Regions from separate parts of the Homo sapiens genome. Here region 2 is linked to region 1. Evidence: read pairs that join two places in POLR2A ChIA-PET (ENCODE). Cell type or tissue: IMR-90. All regions are shown on one strand. Each heading gives the region's core, and the rest is flanking DNA. Links, peaks and the distances in the headings are about the cores only.

Region 1 (6,372 bases), core at 1,906-4,405:
TTGCCCAATTTTTGATGGAATTATTTTATTTTTTTTCTTGCTGATTTGAGTTCCTTGTTGATTCTGGATATTAGTCCTTTGTTGGATGCACAGTTTGCAAATATTTCCCCCATTCTGTGGGTTGTCTGTTCACTCTGCTGATTATTTCCTTTGCTGTGTAGAAGCTTTTTAGTTTAATTAGGTTCCATTTATTTATTTTTGTTTTTGTTGCATTTGCTTTTGGAGTCTTAGTCACGAATTCTTTGCCTAGGCCAACGTCTAGCAGAGTTTTTCCAATGTTATCTTCTAAAATTTTTATAGTTTTAGGTCTCAGATTTAAGTCTTTGATCCATCTTGAGTTGATTTTTCTATAAGGTGAGAGATGAGGATCCAGTTTCATTATTCTACATGTGGCTTGCCAGTTTTCCCAGCACTATTTATTGAATAGGGTGTCCTTTCCCCAGTTTATGTTTTTGTATGCTTTGTTGAAGATCAGTTGGCTGTATTTAGTTTTATGCCTGGGTTCTCTATCTGTTCCATTGGTCTAAGTGCCTATTTTTATACCAGTACTATGCTGTTTTGGTAACTATAACCTTGTAGTATAATTTGAAGTCCAGTAATGTGATGCTTCCAGATTGTTTTTGCTTAGCATTGCTTTAGCTATTTGGGCTCTTTTTTGGTTCCATATGAATTTTAGGATTGTTTTTTCTAGTTCTGTGAAAAATGATGATGATGTTTTGATGGGAATTACATTGAATCTGTAGATTGCTTTGGGTAGTATGGACATTTTCACAATACTGATTCTTCCCATCCATGAGCATAAGATGTGTTTCCATTTGTTTGTGTCATCTGTGATTTCTTTCAGCAATGTTCTGTAGTTTTCCTTGTAGAGATCTTTCACCTCCTTGGTTAAGTCTGTTCCTAGGTATTGTATTTTATTTATTTATTTATTTATTGCAGCTGTTGAAAAAGGGATTGATTTCTTGATTTGATTCTCAGCTTGGTCGTTGTTAGTGTATAGCAGTGCTACTAATTTGTGCACATTGATTCTGTAACCTGAGACTTTACTGAATTCATTTATCAGATCTAAGAGCCTTTTCGATGAGTCTTTAGGGTTTTCTAGGTATACGATCATATCACCAGAAAACAGGGATAGTTTGACTTTCTCTTTTCCAATTTGGACGCCCTTTGTTTCTCTTGCCTGATCTCTCTGCCTAGGACTTCCAGTATAAATTTTTCTTATTTTTAATTTGACAAAGCCTCATTCTGTACCAGAGAATGCATCTATATTCATAATATGTATTGGTCTGTAATTTTCTCTTTTTTGTGTTATCTTTGCCTGGTTTTGGTATCAGGCCTCAAAGAATGAGTTGGGAAGTGCCTAAGTTTCTTTTTGACTAAACTGTTGGTCAAACTTATATCTTGATATTTACAACACTCAGGAAAAGCCAAGGCCCTGCAAAGTTTATCTGGTATTCTCAAGTGGAACATACATCACCATCAACTGGGCACTGTTCAAAGCAAATTCCTGGTTCCTGAGCTCCGGAGACTCTGATTTGCAAAGTCTGCAGCAGGGCTGGGTACTCTCTATTTCCTTTTTTTTTTTTTTTTTTTTTTTGAGACGGAGCCTCACTCTGTCGTCCAGGCTAGAGTGCAATGGCACAATCTTGGCTCACCGCAATCTCCGCCTCCCAGGTTCAAGCGATTCTCCTGCCTCAGCCTCCTGAGTATCACCATGCCCAGCTAATTTTTGTATTTTTAATAGAGATGGGGTTTTGCTGTGTTGGCTGGGCTGGTCTCAAACTCCTGACCTCAGATGATCCACCCACCTCAGCCTCCCAAAGTGCTGGGATTATAGGCGTGAGCCACCATGACCGGCCAGTACTCTCTAACAAGCACCCTTAAGAGATTCTCAGATGAGCACCCTCTCATTTCCCTTTAAGAAACATTGATAGAGTTGCCCAAGCTGACCCAGCTAAGCAGCCAAAGAGGATGGGCTAGAAAAGTGATGTTTCTTCACCCAGGAGTCTGAGCTTTTAGCGTGTTCGTGTCCATAATGAATATCTAAGGCAGAAGTTAGAGTATGCATTATTTCCCAAAATTATTTGTCCACAAAAATCTCTTATCTTTTGGATAAGCACCTCATAGGATTGATGTTTCACAGCATATACTTTGGGAAGCACTGACCCAGAATTATGCAAATGTCTCTTTGGAATCTCATGGGGCTTTTTTTCTAAGCACTAACGCACTGTGGCTTGAAGCTGCTTTTGTATGTGTCACCATCAGTCAGATGTTTGCCGGGGCCTCCATTAGGATTAGCTGATTTAGGCGCTTGCCTCGAGAGCAAAATTTCAGGAGGTGCCAAAACTCCATAATCAAGAAAAATTATTATTTGGAGGCTGGGTCAACAAGACAGCGCATTGGCAGCCAGTGGAGTAAGGAAGGGATACAATGGTGTAGCGTAGGGGGTGCTTAATACTCACCGTGAGTGGAACCGAGAGCCGGGGTCTATCTCGGTGGGGCAGCAGGGCAGTCAGGCCAGGCATCTGGCCTGTCTCTCCTGTAGAAACTGCTCCAAAGGAGGGGCAGCCCTCTCTCACCTCTTGACTCCCATCCCAGGCACAATACATGGAACACAGGATTATTCAACTCCCTTAGAGACAGAGATGATGCCAAGTTGACTTACCTCCCAGCTCCTGCTCAAGTATCTAACCCACTGAGCACAAGGAGACTCAGTCAATGCCTGTGGGCAGACAAGGGGCTGGATCTCATCTGGAAAGCGTCCCTGGTCTTTGTGTGGGTGCCTTGCTTTGGATGTGCTCCCAAATCTGACTCGGGGGGAGGGAGGCTGGGTGCCAAAGAGTTTCTGGAAAAAGTCTGTCCTTTTCCGAATACCCTTCCTCTCTGTGTCCAACAGAACTTGACCTCAAATGTGCAAGTTCTAACATTCAAAAGAGTTGGGTTTGGGCCTGATTGGGCTAGTGCTAGATGTTTGTGATTTATGCAATCACTGGGGTCTGATTAAGCTCCACAGCTGGAAGGCCTTCAGCCATGACTTTGGGGAAAAAAAAAGAAAAGAAAAAAACACAAAACTCTGAAAGCCAAGAGTAGGAACAGCTTCCTGGGCCCACCCTTCAGGCTGGTTCCAGGACACTCCCTTACTCCACCACTACCCACTCATGTATCTCATTAAAAGGGCTTTATAGGTCTGTCTCTTCTTTGGAATTTCCATTTCTTCTTTATTCCAAGAACTATAAAAGCCTCATCAATTAATTGCTAACCACAGGAATCAGAACAGGGTTCCCTTTAACTAAGTGTGCAAAAGAGTTATTACAGAGGCTCCACGCTGATCTGCTCAAAAGAGGAAATGTTTTCTCTTAGACGACATCTAACTGAAGATAAGCCTCCAGCTGACTATAGAAGATTACTCTCTATGCAACAAAAAGCTGGTTCCCCACGGCCTCTACTTGTCAACACCTCATAAATTTACTTTGAGTTGCTTCATAAGCTCAAAAGTACAGTGATATCTTCTGGGAATTAAGCTTTGTAATAACTTGATTGTGTTAAACAAATAAACTTCAGAAGGCAGGGCAAGCTAGACCCCAGGGAAGCTACCCGGATGTGTGGCCTTGAGGGTTGCTGGAAGGCAGGTTCTTAGAGACTGTGTCCCTAGCTCTAGGATGCTGGCCCTCAAACAAATGTCATTTCACAGAGCAGGACCTGAGACCTAGGGTGAGAGAGGGGGTGATTGGTCCATATTCACACAGTGGCAAAGCTGGGGTTAGGATCTGGGTGTTGTTGCCAGATCCTCTCTCTTTCCCTACCGACCCCCAGGATCCAGCACCTCCACTCTGCTCCCCACCCTCCTAGGAGGGCAGGAAAGAATCTGACAAGACTGGGCGCAGTGGCTCACACCTATAATCCCAGCACTTTGAGGGGCCAAGATGGGAGGATCACTTGAGGCCAGGAGTTCAAGACCAGCCTTGTCAACATAGCGAGACCCCATCTCTATTAAAAAAAAATAGAAAAAAAAAGGAAAGACTCTTACAGCTGCCCAATGGAACATGTGTAGGAATGAGAGTCAGCCATTTTCTCTCCTCAATCAGTCTCTGCATTTTAAGTCATTTATCTTTATTGTGCTATGAAAGTCTTTGGGTTGTGTCAAATGGATTTCAGGCAGGGAGGGAGCAACTGGTGAGAAGTTAGGAGGCTGCTGAAGTCATACCTGGAGTAAAACAGAAGTTCTCACCCCAGACTGCACAGTAGAATCACTGGGGGTCATTTTTTTCCGTGTGTGTGTGTGTGTGTGTGTGTGTGAAGCACCTGTCTGCTGTTGAAAGGGGGGTCTTTTTTTTTTTTTTTTTTTTTGAGACGGAGTCTCGCTCTGTCGCCCAGGCTGGAGTGCAGTGGCATGATCTCGGCTGACTGCAAGCTCCGCCTCCTGGGTTCACGCCATTCTCCCGCCTCAGCCTCCCGAGTAGCTGGGACTACAGGCGCCCGCCACCACACCTGGCTAATTTTTTTGTATTTTTAGTAGAGATGGGATTTCACCGTGTTCGCCAGGATGGTCTCAATCTCCTGACCTCGTGATCCACCCACTTCAGCCTCCCAAAGTGCTGAGATTACAGGCATGAGCCACCACGCCCGGCCGAAAGGGGGGTCATTTTTAAAATCCCAAATGTGCAGACCACATCCCAGACCAATTACATATAAATCTCTGAGGGGGAGCCCCAGACTTCAGGCTGGAGGGCAGTGGCACTATCATAGTTCACTGCAGCCTTGACTTCCTGGGCTTAAGAGATCCTCCCATCTTAGCCTCCTGAGTAGCTAGGACTACAGGCACAAGCCACCACACCTGGCTAATTTGTTGTTGCTTTTTTTTTTTTTTTTGAGATGGGGTCTCACTATCTTGCCCAGTCTCAGGATTTCTTAAAGCTCCCTAGTGATTCCAACAAGCAGCCAAGTTCCAGAACCATGGAGTAAAACCATTCTAGATCAGGCACAGTGGCTCTTGCCTGTAATTCCAGCACTCTGGGAGGCCAAGGTGGGCAGATCAGGAGGTCAGGAGATCAAGACCAGCCTAGCCAACATGCTGAAACCCCCTTCTCTACTAAAAACACAAAAATTAGCCGGGTGTGGTGGCGTGTGCTTGTAGTCCTAGCTACTTGGGAGGCTGAGGCAGGAGAATCGCTTGAACCCGGGAGGCAGAGGTTGCAGTGAGCCAAGATCACTCCACTGCACTCCAGCCTGGGCAACAGAGTGAGACTCCGTCTCAAACAAACAAAAAAACAAACAAACAAAAAATTTCTAAACCAGATGAAGCCAAAAAGGGGTGGGACAGTTGCGGTTGTGGTGATGAATGCCCAACATTTATGTGGACAAAGCTGTGTGATCTTGGACAAATCACTTAATGTCTTGGGGTCTCTGTTTCCTCATCTGTAAAGTGAAGATGATTCTATAACCTTCCTCATAGGGTTATTATAGGGTTGAATGGGACAATGCTTGTAAGTCCTTGGCACAGTGCCTGGCACACAGAAAACACCCAGGAACTTTAGGTTTTGCCTATTATTTTAGAGTTTACAGTGATGTTTTCTATGCAGTATCTCGAAATTATACCTTACCTCCTCAATTATAGGGGTGCACATTTTTGCATTTTAACATCTTTAAAAGTGTAATGCATAGACAGTGTCTTATATTCAGCGACATGACCCTCACCTGCGCTAAGCACTGTTCTAAGGGTTTTATGTTAATTACCTCCTTTAACTCTCACAATATCCCTAGAGAAGAGGATGATTATATCCATCCCCATTTAAGAGACTGGTAAACTGAGGCCCAGAGTGAAGTGCCTTGTCTGTGTTCCCATAGTCAGTGGCAGAACAGGGATTAACCTTGGGTCGGGCTCTAGAGTCTGTGCTCCTGACCACTCTGCTATATAGCAGCTCATGGAAACTGAAAGGCAGGTGAGGTGAGCAGAGTCATCCAGCTGGGATTTGAATCCATGACACCAAAACCACCATGCTTGTTCCCTGTCCTGCTTCTGACTGGAGGCCGATTCCCAGCTGCAGCTGGGGGAGAAGTCCACATGTGGCTGTCAGTGTGTCTGCACAGAGGGGGAGCTGAGACCTAGGGTGAGAAAGAGGGTGATTTGTCCATATTCACACAGTGGCAAAGCTGGGGTTAGGATCTGGGTGTAGATGCCAGAGCCTGTCTCTCTTTCCCTACCCACCCCCAGGGCCTAGCCCCTCTGCTCTGCTCCCCACCCTCCTAGCAAGGCAGGAAAGAATCTGAGAAGGCTGGGCACAGTGGCTTACAACTATAATCCCAGCACTTTGAGAGACCAAGATGGGAGGATTGCTTGATTTACCTACCCTGCCTGGTCTGCCTGGCTGGTGC
Region 2 (2,500 bases), core at 1-2,500, 190 kb after region 1:
AAAATGCTAGTGCCTTTGAAAGCAAAATTCAGACATACTTGCATAGCTTAAGGTAAATTGATGTATGAGAGTTATTTGTAATTAGATATTTGTGTATATATATATTTTTGAGACAGTTTCGCTCTTCTTGCCTAGGCTGGAGTGCAATGGCGCGATCTCCTCTCACTGCAACCTCCACCTCCCGGGTTCAAACGATTCTGCTGCCTCAGCCTCCCGAGTAGCTGGGATTACAGGCATGTGCCACCACACCCGGCTAATTTTTGTATTTTTAGTAGAGACGGGGCTTCTGTATGTTGGTCAGGCTGGTCTCTTAACTCCTGACCTCAGGTGATCTGCCCACCTCAGCCTCCCAAAGTGCTGGGATTACAGGCATGAGCCACTGTGCCCAGCCTAGATATCTGTATATTTGAAGACTGGGCTGAATTTGTCTTCTAAAACATACTTTTTCTGATGATAAATGCATTTATAGTCTTTCCAAGATTCATTTTCTAAATATCATTTTTCTAATACTAGGGGAAATAAGATTTTCATAGCTGAATCCCTCTTTAAGAAGAGGGTCTGGGCTGGGCGCAGTGGCTCATGCCTGTAATCCCAGCACTTTGGGAGGCCGAGGCGGGCGGATCACCTGAGGTCGTGAGTTCGAGAGCACCCTGACCAACATGGAGAAACTACGTCTCTACTAAAAATACAAAATTAGCTGGGGGTGGTGGCACATGCCTGTAATCCCAGCTACTAGGGAGGCTGAGGCAGGAGAATCGCTTGAACCTGGGAGGCAGAGGTTGCGGTGAGCCAAGATTGCACCATTGCACTCCAGCCTGGGCAACAAGAGCGAAACTCCGTCTCAAAAAAAAAAAAAAATAAAGAAAAAGGGTCTAATATCAGAGATAATCACTGCTGCATCTTACAGTTCAGTCAAAATGAGGCTTCAGCTCTGCACTGTAAAGCCAGAGGGCACTGTTGCTGCCTTTCCAAGCAGCTGTTTTTCTGGGGCTGCTGCATGACGTCATAGCAGAAGAAAAAAACACGAAGAAAACTATTTCAAAATAAATGTTTAATATAATTTTTAGACCAAAGAAAAACTCAATCATACATTGTCTCCAGTGGACCATATGTGCCAGAACAGGACCAACTCAGTCCAGCTTTGAAGGCCCTGATTCAGTCCTACTGGTATAATCTCCCTTGATTTATTGATTTGTGTATGCTTCTTATGCAATACAAGGTGCATTTTACTCTTGAAGTCCCTATCACCTCCACCATCGCCATTTAACTGCAAAAGCATGCTTCCTAATGGGAGGGTTTTCTTCCCCCTTCCCTGCAGAGGTTCTGAACCTTCAAGGAGTTTGACAATCTTATGAATCTCTTGAACCTTCTCCCCAGAAAAATGTACATACAAGTCTACAAATAATTTCATGGGGTTCATGGACCCCAAGGCCCACAATGGTTTCTAAGGCCCCAAATTAAGGAACCTCTGTGCTAGTGATTTGAGCAACGCAATTGCCCTCAGAAGACACTGACACAGGGCAGGTGAAGGACTGGGTTAACCAAAATGACAGGAGGCAATCTCATAATTTCTGTTTTTATTTTGGGGCAAAATTTAGTTCTCAGGGCCTCCCTACGTTTAAGAGCAGAACTACTCAAGAACCTAAGCAGCTATCAGCATAGTTTAAGCGATTTAGAATAGGGCTGTGCAAGGGGATGTACAGGGTTCCTCATTCAGCTGAGGACCTCATTTAGCTCCTTAACTGGAAGCTTTACATTTGATCTGCAGTGAGGGGACATTTCTAATTTTAGTTTGACCCACATGGAAAGGTGGATAGCTTTTTTTTTTTGTTTTGGTATAGAGAGCACGTAGAATTGGACAATTAGGTAAATCCTTGGAATCCCCCAAACAGCCATTTGCTTTATAAATCCAGTATTTCTTACCTCTGAACGTCTTAAAGAGCTGCCTCACAAATTAATCTAACCATTGCTTGCACTAAGAAGTTTGCCAAGAGCCTCTTCCAGCCTTACTGGGGGGAAGGAAGAGATTACTGAAAACCAACTTGTAGGAATGAAATGAGGCTGTCAGTTGTCTAACCTAACAAACTGCCAAATTAGGTTTACATTTTTTGTTATTAGACTTTTGAATGGCCGAGGCAGAGTTAAATTTAAAATTTTGGATTGTAGCCACTTTCCACTCGCCTAAACACTCAATACCGGTTTGTTTATTTTTCCAGCATCAAGAAAGAAAACCAAGGCACTAGAAAGCAAGCACACTTAAGTATTGAAGATAATTACATCTTAAATTTTGCCTGAACTGTATATTGTAGCATACTTAAACCCATTCAAGGAAAAAATTGGCAAATTGAAAATTCTCCCATTAAAGATTGATATTTTTGCAAACTGACAAATTTAACGATTTCGGTACCCCTCCCCAAAAATGCAGTCACATAAAATATATCAATACTATTTTGAATTAGCTCTAGAAATCACACTGAAACTATGTTACATTTACAAATAT

What was found. Peaks named below come from ENCODE experiments on the same cell type or tissue, not always from the same donor. Only the 100,000 strongest peaks of a DNase experiment are listed, where the experiment ranks them.
Region 2: POLR2A ChIA-PET joins it to region 1 with 10 read pairs; 7 of 35 experiments call an interaction of 5 or more read pairs at or near these places.

Annotation. Positions count from the first base shown.
Region 1 is chr17:45,342,755-45,349,126 of GRCh38, reverse strand. No RefSeq gene overlaps it. Among named protein-coding and RNA genes, the nearest start is that of MAP3K14, 29 kb to the right of the region's middle. In IMR-90, for the core only: no CTCF peak of the experiment used is centred there; a DNase peak (open chromatin) is centred at 3,446; H3K27ac peaks cover 1,358 bases.
Region 2 is chr17:45,150,636-45,153,135 of GRCh38, reverse strand. It overlaps HEXIM1 (HEXIM P-TEFb complex subunit 1), which reads right to left. Exons shown (of 1, transcript NM_006460.3): 1 at 1,037-2,500. HEXIM2-AS1 (HEXIM2 antisense RNA 1) reads left to right here. Exons shown (of 3, transcript NR_186789.1): 3 at 2,217-2,500. Among named protein-coding and RNA genes, the nearest start is that of HEXIM1, 3.4 kb to the right of the region's middle. In IMR-90, for the core only: a CTCF peak has its summit at 944; a DNase peak (open chromatin) is centred at 955; H3K4me3 peaks cover 926 bases.